2 separate regions of the Homo sapiens genome follow, and region 2 is linked to region 1. The links are chromatin loops, found by intact Hi-C in ENCODE. Cell type or tissue: endothelial cell of umbilical vein. All regions are shown on one strand.

Evidence for each region. A loop is a pair of places that touch in the nucleus more often than their neighbours do. Peaks named below come from ENCODE experiments on the same cell type or tissue, not always from the same donor. Only the 100,000 strongest peaks of a DNase experiment are listed, where the experiment ranks them.
Region 2: it touches region 1 in a loop (3-fold over the local background); 13 of 110 quality-filtered maps call a loop at or near these places.

Annotation. Positions count from the first base shown.
Region 1 is chr15:81,088,185-81,096,184 of GRCh38, forward strand. No RefSeq gene overlaps it. Among named protein-coding and RNA genes, the nearest start is that of CFAP161, 42 kb to the right of the region's middle. In endothelial cell of umbilical vein, no CTCF peak of the experiment used is centred here; a DNase peak (open chromatin) is centred at 4,267; H3K27ac peaks cover 1,051 bases.
Region 2 is chr15:81,035,163-81,043,162 of GRCh38, forward strand. No RefSeq gene overlaps it. Among named protein-coding and RNA genes, the nearest start is that of TLNRD1, 38 kb to the left of the region's middle. In endothelial cell of umbilical vein, no CTCF peak of the experiment used is centred here; a DNase peak (open chromatin) is centred at 4,229; H3K27ac peaks cover 1,313 bases.

The sequences.
Region 1 (8,000 bases):
CCCGAACCTCTGCCTAACTGCCTCACTGGCCCCCCAAAACCTGTATACCCTAGAACTGCTTTTTGTTTCTGTAAGTTTCCAGAGGACTTCACTCATCTCTGTAGGTTAACTAGAAAGGTTCACAAAACATGTCTGGTATCATCACGGCATGTTGCTTAAAGTGATGGCTTCATAGCTGGGGTCAAATCAACCCAGAGCCTACCTCACTGCTTGTTTGCTACATGACCCAGGAAAATCGCTTTCCTTCAGGTTCTTCTTCTTTAAAATGTAAGAGTTGGATCAGAAGGTTTGTAACATCCCTTCTAGCTCTGATTCCATGATTTATAACCCGTGCATATTTCTTATTAGTTCTGTTTTGTAGTCTGCTGCAGCACTGTGCGATGGGATGGCTGATACTGCCTGGGGAAGTTTTCAGAGGCCGTGGGGGCACAGCTGCTAGGGCAGAGCGTGGGGAGTGTGAGTTTCTGCCTCATATGGTCTGGGGCTCCAGGTCAGCTGTTTTTTATGCAAAGGATGGTATTCATTTTGGCTTTTGAGTGCAGAGAAAATCTAAGAGGCTAAACATTTGTTTGTGGATAAAAATCACGTGCTTAATGGAATAACTTAAGAACTCTTGTGATGCAGGGCCAGACTTCCAGGATGGAGGCAGCCAAGACAAGACAAGGAAAAGAGACTTACATGCACTTTCTAGCAACTTTATTCTCCCTGCCCTCTGGGATCTACAGTGTTTGCTCCATAAACAAGTCTGGATGGCCTTAACCCCTTACATGCCACTCTGCAAGGGCTGTTTTCTGAGTTCACTAGTGTCCTACCAGGCATTGTCCAGGTCTCTCCAGACTGATGAGCCTACAGGCTGCCCTTGCAGGAGTTCCTCCGACTTCCATCATCACTCTTCCCCGAACCTCTGCCTAACTGCCTCACTGCCCCCCAAAAACCCGTATACCCTAGAATGTCTTTCTTTTACTGAAGGCAATGAAGTAGGCTGTAAGCATATATGCTGGGAGCCTAAGAACTCAGTGAAACTTGCGTTTAATGAAATAGTGTGCTTTGTGGATAGGATTGTGGTTACCGAATACAGAATGAAGAAAATGGAAGACCTTTTTTAGGGAATGAGCATTCCTTTATTTTGTAATAAGTGCAGTCTGACGAACTGTGTACGTAAAGTAAGCCTCTGACAGAGAAAAAAGACGAGTTATAAGAAGGGAACTTGGGGAGAGCATAGTTGTAATTACCCTAAAAGTGGGCACCCAGATGAGATGAGAGGGTTGAGGGGAAGTCTGGGATAGCCAGCCATTTAATGACACTGGAAACATTTAGTAGACATTTTTCCCTCTGGTTCTCTACCCCTTACCCTGGGACCAAGATTTATTAAGGATAGGGAGGATCTTGGTCATGGATTTGTACTGAATCTGTACTGGCTCGGGACCAAGAAGGGAGCACCCCTGGTTATGGGAAGGAGTCAATGCTTTTGAGGAACCCATCTCTTACTCTTCCCCAGACTGAGCCAGATAGTTTATTGATTAATTTATTTATTAATCTTTATTGAGTCAGCCTTTATGGTGATGGCTACTGCTGGGGATATAGAAACAATGTGTCCTTCAAGAAGCTCTTGAGCACTTTGATGAGAGTTCTATGACATGAGGTATAGGCAAGAGAGGTAAAGGCAAGATTAGGCAAAGGCTACTTAGGGGAGCTATGTGCACAGCTGACCCCAGGTGAGAGACACCCTCAAGGAGGTGTGGCTCACTAATGCACACATGCTTTCCACCGGGGACAACTGCATTGCCAAGGACAGACAATAACAAGACTCGAAAATAGGACCAGTTGCTGGTAGAGTTATAATTCAAATTCAAGTTTGTATGTAGCAATTGTAACACAAACCTATGTTCAATGCCAAATTCTTCAGAATGGATACAGAAAATCTATGCCCAGTGAGATCATAGGGTGAAATATAAGTAGATTTCTTATTGCATTACTGTACTATTGACCAATTGTTCAACAGCTTCACTGGGGAGAAAACATGTAGAAATGGGCTTGCGTTGTAATGAAATAAAAAACATTCAGGTTAATTGAAGGAGGAAGAGTCATTATTAAGTAACTAAAATGTACACAGACTTTGCTCCAGGAGATCTGGAAGGATGGAATAAAGAACTCTCAGGAGTATAAGCCTGGCTCATGGCAGAAAACTAAATTGAATGTCCTCTAAGTTGAAAATGCAACAGAGATCACTGTGGCCTCATTTTAAATTTTCCACATCATGAGCTTAGGGGATGGAGCCCCAGAGTTAAGAGTTCTTCCCACTCAGTCCAGCAAGAAGTGGCTTGGATAGGAGAAATGTAACTGGGACCATCAGGCATAGGACCTGCAAGAAGCTAAGGGTTAGAATCCTGTCCGCCTCCCAGATACCATGATTCCATTTATTTGAAGTTAAGAATCAGCAAAACTAATCCATGTTGATAAAAATTAGAACTGCAGTTGGCTAAGGGGTGGACTGGGAAATTGACTAGAAAGGGAAACATGGGGGCATTTTCTGGGGGTGATGGAAGTATTCTTTGTCTTGATAGGGGTGGTACCTTTTTCAAAATTCATTAAATTATATGCATGATATCTGTGCATTCCACTGTGTGTAAATTTTACCTCATTAACGATATAGAATTAGTAGGGGAAATTATTTAGAAATATTTCTGAATGGCAAAGCAATGGCAACAAAAGCCAAAATTGACAAATGGGATCTAATTAAACTAAAGAGCTTCTGCACAGCAAAAGAAACTACCATCAGAATGAACAGCCAACCGACAGAATGGGAGAAAATTTTCGCAACCTACTCATCTGACAAAGGGCTAATATCCAGAATCTACAATGAACTCAAACAAATTTACAAGAAAAAAACAAACAACCCCATCAAAAAGTGGTCAAAGGACATGAACAGACACTTCTCAAAAGAAGACATTTATGCAGCCAAAAAACACATGAAAAAATGCTCACCATCACTGGCCATCAGAGAAATGCAAACCAACACCACAATGAGATACCATCTCACACCAGTTAGAATGGCAATCATTAAAAAGTCAGGAAACAACAGGTGCTGGAGAGGATGTGGAGAAATAGGAACACTTTTACACTGTTGGTGGGACCGTAAACTAGTTCAACCATTGTGGAAGTCAGTGTGGCGATTCCTCAGGGATCTAGAACTAGAAATACCATTTGACCCAGCCATCCCATTACTGGGTATATACCCAAAGGACTATAAATCATGCTGCTATAAAGACACATGCACACGTATGTTTATTGAGGCATTATTCACAATAGCAAAGACTTGGAACCAACCCAAATGTCCAACAATGATAGACTGGATTAAGAAAATGTGGCACATATACACCATGGAATACTATGCAGCCATAAAAAATGATGAGTTCATGTCCTTTGTAGGGACATGGATGAAATTGGAAATCATCATTCTCAGTAAACTATCGCAAGAACAAAAAACCAAACACCGCATATTCTCACTCATAGGTGGGAATTGAACAATGAGAACACATGGACACAGGAAGGGGAATATCACGCTCTGGGGACTGTTGTGGGGTGGGGGGTGGGGGGAGGGGGGAGGGATAGCATCGGGAGATATACCTAATGCTAGATGACGAGTTAGTGGGTGCAGCGCACCAGCATGGCACATGTATATATATGTAACTAACCTGCACATTGTGCACATGTACCCTAAAACTTAAAGTATAATAAAAAAAAAAAAGAAATATTTCTGAATGGCCCATACTTCAAAAGGGAAACAATAAATCCTCCGGCTAAAGCCCTAACCTTTAGAGGGTGATGTCAGAAGGAACACCGGAGACTGGACGCCGGAAGACCTGGGTGCTAGACCTGGCTCTGCTGGCCTTTCATGATGGGGAATTCTGTTTTCCTCTTTACCCCTGCTTTGTGTATCACTCAAGGAGTTTTACGAGGAGATCGCTAAGCTCTGACATTGCGAGACACCTTGTCCCTACTTTCTGAGACAGAGGTTGGGCACGATGACCCAGAGGTGAGAGTTGATTTGGTGATTCTTGTGATCTGAATCTCTTCCATATGTCTAGTGTCAGCCCAGCTCAGGGAGCAGAGAACACGGGCAATCTGATACCTCCAGGAAGTCCAATGCTTCGTTGTTGCTAAAATTAGAACCAGGCTGCAGCTTAGATCAAGGCCATTCCTTTCCCAGCCTCACGGTGAGCTAACTCTTCTCCCTCCACCCTGCACCGTACAAATGTGCCGGTAATTATAGCAACATGAGCACCAGATGATTCATCTTGGAGTCTGGAGGAAAAAAGCAGAAACCAAGTTAGAGCTTTACAGAGATCCTGACCCTTATAGACAAGGAGATGAGAGTAGGCAAAAGGAGAAAACAAATGAGACAAGAGGGAAGGAAGAAGGAAAGAAGGAGGCAGAAACAATTGAAGAGAATTAACTTCTTAGCCTGGACAGGAACATGAGCGGAAGACCTAGTTAGTTCCTACTTACCCTTTGCGGCTGTGTTGGCAGCGTACCAAATGACTTCCCCAAGGACAGTGGTCCATTCTTTTTTGAAAAATAACTTCAAAAAATGAAATCATGATCTTTCCTGGTAATGCATTTCAGTAGCTTGCTTGTATCTGTGTGTCAGTACGAATGGAGCTGGAGCTAGGCTTGATCCCAGCTTTGATACAGATTAACCATGATCTCGAGCAATTTACCTAATTGTTTGCACCTCATTTTCTTTGTCATAAAACAGAGAGATCTACCTCAAAGCACGCTGCGCAGCTAAAATAAGGTCAAATATATGAGACTGCCTGGAAGGTTCACACAGGTTGGCCCAACCTAGGTTTAGCTGAAAACATATGTAAAAAAGATTGTCTAATCTAGGTGGTCTTTGTTTCTGCCTCTGGGGATCTTAATTTATCATAGGTATCCATTTCTGAGGTTGTTCTGTGGTAGTTTCTTTATCCTATATTTCTCTAATCATCCACTAGGTTTGCATGCAGATGGCAAGACTAAAAGTTCCTTTCCCTTCTGGTTGACAATGGAGTGGCAGTTAGCTTTTTAGGAGCTACCCTATCTTGAGCCTGTGCTGTCCAAGCTCTCTGTGCCATTTCTTCTGCTGTACGAGGGGATAGATCTGTCCTGCAGGGCTGTTGTGGAGATTAAAAGCAATATCAAATGTGAAGTGCCTAATATAGTGGTAGATACATAATAGATGCTTAGGATGAGAAATGTTTAATAGGATGAGTTATTAGGAATTTTAAACATTAGTTATTTACGCCTGTAATCCCAGCACTTTGGGAGGCCGAGGTGGGCAGATCCCCTGAGGTTAGGAGTTCAAGACCAGCCTGGCCAACATGGTGAAACCCCGTCTCTACTAAAAATACAAAAATTAGCTGGGTGTGGTGGCGGGCGCCTGTAATCCCAGCTACTCAGGAGGCTGAGGCAGGAGAATTGCTTGAACCTGGGTGGCAGAGATTGCAGTGAGCCAAGATAGCACCATTGCACTCCGGCCTGGGCAACAGAGTGAGACTCCATCTCAAACAACAACAACAACAACAAACAACAACAATAAACATTAGTTATTTAATTAGTAAATTTGCTGCCCTGGATTTTTAAGCAGAATAAGAAAACTATTTTTCTCTCCCCTGCAAGGTCCTTTGATGGTCATGCCTTAGTGTTCATGAAGACTGGACTTCCTCTCCTCAGTGGGAGTGATACTCCCCTTGGCCCACCCCGTCCCCTTAGCTCTTACCTTTTCCTGGCACTTTGACCTGACTTCCAACTTCTAGCACCTGTGTCTTTCTTTTATCCTTTTTGCTTGGGGACTGGGGACTTTCCTAGCCACCTGAGCCCACTCTGTCCCCACATGGTTGGAAGTGCTTAGGAATTCGTACTCTTCGCCAGCAATCTTCAACCAATGACTGGTGGGAGCTGGTGGATAAATACCCCAAATCCCTCCCTCCTCAGGTGGGATACAGTTGAGGTTTGTGTTCTGTGTTACCTCCCAGAGTTCCCCAGAGAGATGAAGCCCCAGTTGCCCACAGTGGAAATTTATGTGATGAGGTGCCCTTTGTAGGCTCCTTCCATTCCCCGTCTCACTTCCCTCCGCCCCTACTAGGGTCCTGGGATCGCTTCCCATTCACCTACTTACACTCATTCCTTTTCTCAGAGTTGGCTCCTTGGAGAATTCAACCAAGAAGACTCCAGGGAAGGCTTTGCTTTTGAAAATTAAAGACTCTGAAGGGCAAACTTCTTCTACTGTGTGAGGGGATAGATCTTCCCTGCAGGATGGATTAGCCAAGGGCTAGGGGTTGCAGGTTAATGCAGTGAGAAGAGGGAAATGTCTCAACCCTAGATGATGGGACTTGGATCCCAGGTAAGGAAGCAGCTTCAGATTGATTGGGAAGGAGACCAGGGCACAAGATCACATGCCTTCAAGGGTCAGAACCTCCCAGGGGATATATGTGTGGGTGTCAGTGGGGGACTTGGCATAATATACCGGTCCCTTGAGGCCTAGAGCAAGGTGCCAGGTGGCCAGGTTGGGAGGAAAGGCACAACTGATGGAAGCATCTCACCACTGCAGAGGACTTACCCTGCTGGATGAGTATTTGGGCAAGCAAGAGGGTTTCATCCAGAACCTCACTGTTAGACAGTTGGGGAATGGCTAGTATGCAGTAGTGGCTTTGGGGGAAACAAGAAAAAAACAACAGAAAGATGCCCCCACACAAAGAAACATTGTTTTTGGACACCTATCAGTTGCCTAGATTTCTCTATGTTTGGTCATAGGGAAGAATAGTTGATTTTGGACTTCATGCCAATCCTGGCATATGGAGAGATTAAAACACACCTAATTTCTTTTGGGGAAATACAAGCCTCAGTTTTGTTTTTCACACACACACACACACACACACACACACACACGAGACAGGTTTTTTTTTGAGACAGGTTCTCGCTCTGTCACCCAGGCTGAAGTGCAGTGGCGTAATCACAGCTTACTGCAGCCTCAACCACCAGGGCTCAAGCGATCCTCCTACCTCAGACTCCTGAGTAGCTGGGATGACAGGCATGCTCTACTACACCTGGTTATTTTATTTTTTTGTAGAGACAGGGTCCCACTATGTGGCCAAAGCTGGTCTCAAACTCCTGGGCTCAAGCGATTCTCCTGCCTTGGCCTCCCAAAGTGCAGGGACTAAGACATGAGCCACTGTGCCCGGCCTATGCCTCAGTTTTGTACTTGACTGCCAAGCTCTTCACACTCATAACACCATTCTTATCATTGTTGTTGTTAATAGTAGTAATAATCATAATGGTAATGATAAGAACAATGGGTTGAGGTTTTGCACTCCTGGTGAGGCAGGACTGAGCTGCATCTTTAAGTGACACTCCCTGCACAGTGGTTCTGGTGCCCTCACTTCCGGTGGGCTCCATTTGCAGTGTGTCTTCAATCTTATTGATTGGATGTGTTGAGCAAAATTCAGAGAAAGTGCTTCACAGAACTGCCCTGGCGGGGCTGCAAAATGGCCACACGAGGCTACCCAGAATGAAGCTACGACTTCTAAGCGGGGAAGGGAATACAGAATTACTCTTCCTTCTGGGCATCCTGGCCGCCCCCTCCTCTGACCTTGTGATGCTCTCTCTCTGTCTCGCTGTCTCTCTCTGACCTCTCCCTTCCCCTGGCACTGACTGATAAGGACAACAGAAGTCTGTTTTTGCCAACCTCATGAGGTCTGTGGTGGCCTAAAGTGACTGTGGGGTCTTGACCCTCAGGTCTCACTAGAGTCAGATATACTGAGAGACCAACTTCCCAACCAGAAATAACTTCAGAGAGACAGGACCAGGCTTCCGGAGTCACAGGACTGAGAGAGACTGAGCCAGCTATTTCAGGAGGTCTTCATAACAGCAGACACAAAAACGGAAGACTGAAAACAGAGAGAGAGTTCTTTCTAGACATAAAAGTCTCAAGCTGAAAACCCTGGGGCTATCTCAGCATC
Region 2 (8,000 bases), 53 kb before region 1:
GGCCTCCCAAAATGTTGGGATTACAGGCGTGAGCCTTGGCACCTACCCTATTATACAGTATCAAAACCAGGGCATTGACATTGGTACAATACTGTTAATTAGTCTACAGATTTTTGTTTTGTTTTGTTTTTTGTTTTGAGAAAGAGCCATGCTCTGTTGCCCAGGATGGAGTGCAGTGGTGAGATCTTGGCTCACTGCAACCTCCACCTCCTGGGCTCAAGTGATTCTCCTGCCTCAGCCTCCTGAGTAGCTGAGGTTACAGCACCACCAAGTCTGGCAAATTTTTTGTATTTTTAGTAGAGATGGGGCCTCACCATTTTGGCCAGGCTGGTCTCGAACTCCTGGCCTCAAGTGATCCACCCGCCTCAGCCTCCCAAAGTGTTAGGATTACAGGCTTTATTGTAATCCCAATCCTTTTATTGGATTACAATCCCTTTATTGTAATCACCATGAGCCACGACATCCAGCTGTTTTTTTTTAACCAGTTTTAATATGCATTCATTTGTGTATGTTTGTGTATGTATAATTCTATGCAATTTTAGATTAGATTCCAACATTTATCTTACAAATATTTTCCTTCCTTTGAGCCCTGAAGCCATTGCCTTAGTTCAGGTCTCACTGTTTCTCACCTGTAAGATTCCAATAATCTCCCAGCATCCTCCATTCTTTCCTCTATTCCCTCTCATCTCTCACGTACCCTCCCGGCAAAGTTAACTTTCCAAACTATAAACCCCTATTTATCTTCCAGCTTTAAGCCTTTCAAGTAATCCTCTATTGCTAAAAGATAAAGTCTAAACTGATTTTGGATTTTGCCCTTGTATTTATCTCTCTGACCCTACATCTTTCTCACTTATAATCTGCACTTCAATTGCTGGGAGCTGTCTTGCTGCACCTTTACTGGGCTTATTCATTCACACATACTTTTCCTTCTGCCTAGAGTACCTTCTTGCCTTTGTGCATCTGAAAAATTCTTTTTGCTCTGTCAAGAATTTGCTCAAATGCTGCCTTTTTCTGGGAGGATTTCTCTTGTTTGCTCCCATAATTTCTTTTTTTTTTCATTTTAATTTTTAAGTTCAGGGGTACATGTACAGATTTGTTATGTAGGTAAACTAGTGTCATGGGAGTTTGTTATACAGATTATTTTGTCACCCATTAGTTATTTTCCTGATCCTCTCCCTCCTCCCACCCTCCACCCTCCAGTAGGCCCCAGTGTGTGCTGTTCCCCTCTATGTGTCCATGTGTTCTCATCATTTAGCTCCCACTTTTAAGTGAGAACATGTGGTATTTGGTTTTCTGTTTCTGCATTAGTTTACTAAGGATAGTGGCCTCCAGCTTCCTCCATGTTCCTGCAGAAGACATGATCTTATTCTTTTTTATGCTCCCATGATTTATTTTTCTTGCCTGTTAATATACCACTTCTTGCATAGCTATTTTTATTCATGTAGGCATACATTAGAAATGTATTCAAGCAATAGAGTCCTGAGTACAAATGGTGGCTTAAACAAGTGGAGGTTATTTTTCTCATAATAAGATATGCAGACGTAAGCGGTTCTTAGGTAGGAAATGCACTCACCAATGTCATCAGGAACACAGGGACTTTACATATTACTCCTCCATCCATGGTCTCTGGCTTGTCACCCCTTCATCACTAGATGGCTGCTGTATCATGTCTACATTCCAGACAGGAAGCAAAAAAGCTGTGTGTGTAGCTGTCCCTCTTTTCGTGTTATAGCAAAAGCTTTTCCAGAACACCCCTCAGCAGACTTCTGTTTATATTTCCTTGACCTGAACTGTATTTCATAGCCATTTTTAGCTAGAAGGGAGAGTAGATAAACAAATATTTCACTCCGCAATCTCTATAACAGAGAAGGGCAAGGGAGAGGAGAATTGGAATTATGTGTAGAGTGAGTCAACCTACAGTGTCTACTACAAACAGTGTCTCTGATGGACTGAGAGCTACCTCCTAGAACACAGGAATATTCTATTAATACTAATTTCTGTTCTGAATTCTTTGTGTCTAGTATAGGATTTGGCCTTTGGTAAATACTATTTGAAATTCATAAATATTTGCTTTGTTTTTAAATTTTATTTTATTTTTTATTTATTTTTTTTTTTTGAGACAGAGTCTTGCTCTATTGCCCAGGCTGGAGTGCAGTGGCAGGATCTCAGCTCACCACAACCTCCATGTCCCAGGTTCAAGCGATTCTCGTGCCTCAGCCTCCTGAGTCGCTGGGACTACAGGTGTGCTCCACCACGCCCAGCTAATTTTTGTATTTTTAGTAGAGACAGGGTTTCATCATGTTGGCCAGGCTGGTATCGAACTCATGACCTCAGGTGATTCACCTGCCTCAGCCTCCCAAAGTGGGGGATTACAGGTGTGAGCCACTGCACATGGCTGAAATTATAAATATTTGAGTGAACACATGCATGCAGTATACCAAACATTAAGAAAAATATGAAGGGTTTTAATTTTTATTTTTTTGATGTACTAGAGAAGGTTGTTTTTCATTCACAATCTGAAGCTGTGCACAGGTATACAAACACAAAGAGGCAAAGATTTGTGTGCTATTAGGTAGAATAACAGTAGCAGTTAGGACCTAAAGCCTCAGGTCCATTCTCTGCCCTTCTCTGTAGGTTACTGTCTTACTGGTGAGAGAAGAGGGGAGGCTAGATCACAGGGCAACCAATAACCTTTTTTTTTTTTTTTAGAGGAGTTTTGCTTTTGTTGCCCAGGCTGGAGTGCACTGGTGCGAACTCAGCTCACCACAACCTCTGCCTCCCGTGTTCAAGTGATTCTCCTGCCTCAGCCTCCTGAGTAGCTGAGATTACAGGCGCCTGCCACCACGCCCAGGTAATTTTTTGTGTTTTTAGTAGAGACAGGGTTTCTCCATGTTGGGCAGGTTGGTCTTGAACTCCTGACCTCAGGTGATCCACCCGCCTCGGCCTCCCGAAGTGCTGGATTATAGGCGTGAGCCACCGTGCCCGGCCATAACCCTCTTGAGTAGCAAATGCTGACTGGACACATGGAGGAGGAAAGAGGAGGGTTGACTCAGAGAGGGGGAGCAATCCTGGGAACTGGGGTGTGCCCACAAACCATCACCCTCACTAATGGTCTTTAACTACTTGGGAGAGATTATATTCTTTTGGGTGGTGAGACTGTTCCTATTTTGCAAACCACTGTAAATTTATTCTACTACGTTGCAATTCCCTTTAGCTACCCAAGCTCTTCAGTAAAATGAGCCTCACACATACAGCCTTATGAGGTGGTGTTGTGGAGGCCAATAGGATAGTGAAGATTGGGCTTTCCCAGGTCACCCTCCCAGAGGCCAGTGTGGCAGAAGCAACCCTGCGTGGACACAGATAACCGTGAACTTGCTGGGGCTGGCGCAGCAGTGAAGATGGAATATTATGGAATTGTCAACAGCAGCACTGACAGAAGCAGGAGGGCACACCTGCCAAGAGAGCGACTCAGGATCAGACTCGGGGCTCATAGCAAACCCTATCATCTCCAAATATATTGGAGAAAGGAGTCTCTGGAATAGAGAGGAGGGATGAAGAGAGGGTTGCCAGGATCCAGTGTTGCATCTTATGAATTGTGACCTTCAGCAAGTTACCATCCTTTCTAAACCTTATAGGACCAACGCCACAGGGTTATTGTGAGGAGTAGAGGAGAAAATGCATAGAACGCACTGAGAACATAGTTAATGCTCAGCAGTTATTACCACTATTTTGGAAATCTTAAGTTCTACTTCTTATCCCTCATTATAAACAAGGGTAAGCTAAGCCAAAAGGTTGTAAAGATTGTTCCAAAGTACAGTGCTATGTTGCCATAGTACTCTAGGCATAGCTCCATGTCAGCCCTTATCATATTGCTCAAAAATTGTTTTTGTACCAGTTTCCACCACTGGACTGTTATTTGGAGGGCAAGGTCTGCCTAAGCCAGCTGACACACCTGACACAGGGCACATGCCACAGCATGTAGTATTGCTCAACTAATGTTTGTGGAGCTGAAGTGTGACACAGCCAACCTCTCCACACTCTCATTCCACACGCACTACCTCCCTTACCAATGTGACCTCTCCCCAACCTCTAACTTCTCCTCTGGCCGTTTGGAGTGTCCTGGAAAACCTTGAGCAGGCGTTTTCATTCAACAAGGACTTCCAAGGGACAACCACCCTTTCCCTTCCTGTCCGTTCTTGGGCAAGGCAGAAACTCTCAGTTCACAACAGGAAACCAATAGCTTTGTGCTATCAGAAGACATTTCCTTCACAGCACAAAATGTCTGAGTAATAATTTCAAGCTGGGCTTCACCCATTTCCTGTGAAAGAAGGCAAATTTGCCTATCCTTGTCCTACAGAGCCCTGGCTTTCCAGGCCTGCAGTGGTGCAAAGCCTTCTGCACTGGGAAGATGAGTCTATCTTCTCCCTTTCACATACCAGATCCAGCATCCTGTGTAGCAGACACTCTTGGGATGGCTTCTCAACATTTATCCAGAACACAGTCACTGCGACTAATTTGTGCCCTGTTCTGAGTATATTTCACAGGCAGCTTTGAGAGTACAAAACTCCTGGGTAATGAAAGTCATAGCTTTTTCTGAAAATCAAGAGTCAATTTGGCTACCAGTAATTAACAGAGGTTGGGGCCATGAAAAGTCTGCGGGGCTGATTTTCAGTAGCTCCTCTGTAACTGATTTTTGTCTGTACAGAAAAATGACCATAAAATTGTTTTTCCATGGACCATATGGTCATTCCACTGTCTTGGGACAGGAGTTAGAGCACCCGGGACAGATGACACTATACACTAAGATTCTTAAAATAATCTAGTCCTTCTTAGTGATCACATTCGGTCTTTTAATGTTAAGTCTGGAAAAGTTAAGGGACACTCTTATTCAATTGCTCCCATTTTACAAAAGGGAACACTGAAGCCTCCAGAGGCAAATGACTTCTCAGAAGCTGCAGAGCAGGAGTGTCAGAGCCAGGTTAGAATTCAGGTTTCTTCATTTTTGGGAACATTGCTTTCCCTCCTCCAAAGATGAACATTTTGAATTCCTCTCTTTTAGTATTGTCTTAGAAGCTTCTTATGCGGGTAGCAGAACTCCTTGTATTTCTACAAGAAAAAGCCGGCAGGAACTCCTGGGTTTTAGGGAGAATTTAGACCCACCTTTTTCTTCCCAAATCATGTTAAGCAGGAACGGAAGGAACAGGCTTATTTTGAGCAGCCCCAGGCAAAGATATTTAATCGTATGAAGTAGAAAGAGTTAATGAGGGAGGCAGTGACCAGTCAGCTTACCGTCATGGTGGAAGGTGAGCCTGTCAGCAGCAGTCAAAGCAAAGTATGCCTCCAGTTTCTACAGCAGTGGTCACGCCTAACCCATGGGGGCTGAGCTGGAGAGACCAAGCAGAAAGATCAAGCACGCATTTATCTGTGGTAAAACTGGCATTGGAATCATTCAGTTTAGAGAACAAGGATGCAGAACCTGTAGAAATCAATTGGCCGGGTATGGTGGCTCACGCCTGTAATCCCAGCACCTTGGGAGGCCTAGGCAGGCGGATCACCTGACGTCAGGAGTTCAAGACCAGTGTGGCCAACACGGTGAAACTCCGTCTCTAAAAATACAAAAATTAGTTGGGCATGATGGCGGATGCCTGTAATCCCAGCTACTTAGGAGGCTGAGGCAGGAGAATTGCTTGAACTCAGGAGGCGGAGTTTGCAGTGAGCGGAGATCGCACCGTTGCACTCCAGCCTGGATGACAGAGGAGACTACATCTAAATAAATAAATAAATAAATAAATAAATAAATAAATAAATAAATAAATTGACTGAAAGAGGCACTAAAAGCCAAGACTAAGAGTAGTAAGTAAGTTCTCTAAAGCAAGAAGGGGAGGTCCCAGATCTTGTGGGATAGGAATAGTGTAGGACATACAGGTAACCATGTGGACTAGACCAGAATTGTTTCTCTCACCACACTGGTTACAGTGCCTCACCAGTGCCTTAGGAAGGAGAAGCATGTCTGGATGCTTGAGTCTAAGCATGTATTCGGTTGGTGCAAAAGTAATTGCAGTTTTCCCCATTACATACATTTCCAGTTTTCAGTTCAGGGAGTGAGCTTCACCATTTTCTGTTTTCTTTTCTTTTCTTTGTTTGGGGATGGGGAAGATGGGGACTCTGTATGTTACCCAGGCTAGAGTTCAGTGGTTCTTCAGAGGGGCAATCAAAAGGCACTATAGCCTTGAACTGTGGTGCTCAAGCAATCTTCCTGCTTCAGCCTCCAAGTAGCTGGGACTACAGGTGCGCCACTACGCGGGGTAATTTTTTTTTTTTTTTTGTAGAGATGGAGTCTCTCTATATTGCCCAGGCTGGTCTTGAACTCCTGGGCGGCTCAAACAATCCTCCCATCCCAAAGTGCTGGGATTGCAAGCGTGAACTACCACAATTGGCTTCTGCATATTTTTAGAGACAAATGCTTTATCAAGAAGGGTCCTGAACAAATGGCATAGCCAAATTTGGATAATTTGAGAAGGATTTAATAAAGAGAGAAATTGCAAAGGTGTGGAGATTAGGGAAGTAGTACCATCATGTGGGGCTTGTATGGCTCAAAGGGACAAGGGAAGGGAGCAGTGGGGAAACCTGGAAGGAGACAGTCTTATAAAGGAAATTCTTTGAGGAGAGCAATGACTTTTGGTCAAGGGACACAGTCACTTGCAGGAAAACTCACAGGGAGAAACCCGGAGAACAAATGCCCTGACCTCACTTTCCTCTCTCCCTCTTGCTGGGCCTTCCCATTGGCCAAAGCCAACAGGAAGCCAGAGAAGCAGGGAGCTGATTGATGCAGTGCACACAAACCAGCCTCCTAGGCATGACATCAGGGGTGGGAAAATGGGGGAAAGGGGATATCTGGAAGGGTCAATGGGAGTCTTCTGGCTTGGTTACTTGGACTGCACAGTCCCTAGCTGACGCTGCTATTAGCTATGCCACTTATTGTGCCCAAATGTCTTTAGGGAGATTTGTGCAAAGAGAACAGGGCCAAGCATGTTTTATTTATTTTCAATGAGGGCTTTGGACTCAAGTCCCTCTGTGGACCCCCTGGCCCAGGTGAGCTGCCCAGGAGCCCACTTGAACTACAGACCTCTCCCAGCACCTCTGGCCTAAGCCAAAACTAAATAAAGGCTGAGTGGCCTCCTCAGCCCATTGCCCTAAGGCCCACACCCTAAACTTGGTCCTTGCCAACCCATGAAGAGAAGAGGCATGGAGGACGAGGAGGACAGTCTCATTAAGGTGAAGAGAGTGTCTCATTTATCTCTAAAGTTTGGAGCAGCTAAGCCACCCATTGCCATGCTTTTCCTGGGGTGGGGCCGGTCCCAGGTGGGAGGCAGCCCCAGGCCTGTCATGCTCCACATGCACAGGAGTCAAGTTTGCCGGTGTGAAAATCCCAAGAGAAAGACCATGCCATTACAGAGCATTAAGGAAAAGATTGAACTACCTTTATAAGTTATAAAAGTAATACATGCTCATGGTAAAAATCTCAAAATTAAAAATACAGAATGCTGTAAAACAAACAATAAAAAGACTTTTGCCCACTCACCACTCTCATTTCCTGGAGTTAAAAAACTGCCCTGGTGCCAGGTGCGGTGGCTCACACCCATAATCCCAGCACTTTGGGAGGCCGAAGTGGGCAGATCACGAGGTCAGGAGTTCGAGACCAGCCTGGCCAACATGGTGAAACCCCATCTCTACTAAAAATACAGAAATTACCCCGGCATGGTGGTGCGCATCTGTAATCCCAGCTATTCAGGAGGCTGAGGCAGGATAATTGCTTGAACTCGGGAGGCGGAGGTTGCAGTGAGCCAAGATCCTGCCACTGCACTCCAGCCTGGGCAACAAAAAACAAACAAACAGACATGGAAGAGCAAAGGGGAAAGGAGGAGAGACACTATCTTCACTACAAATAAAATATGGAATTCCAAACACATGGTGGTCAGGGCACAGAAGATGAATTTCCA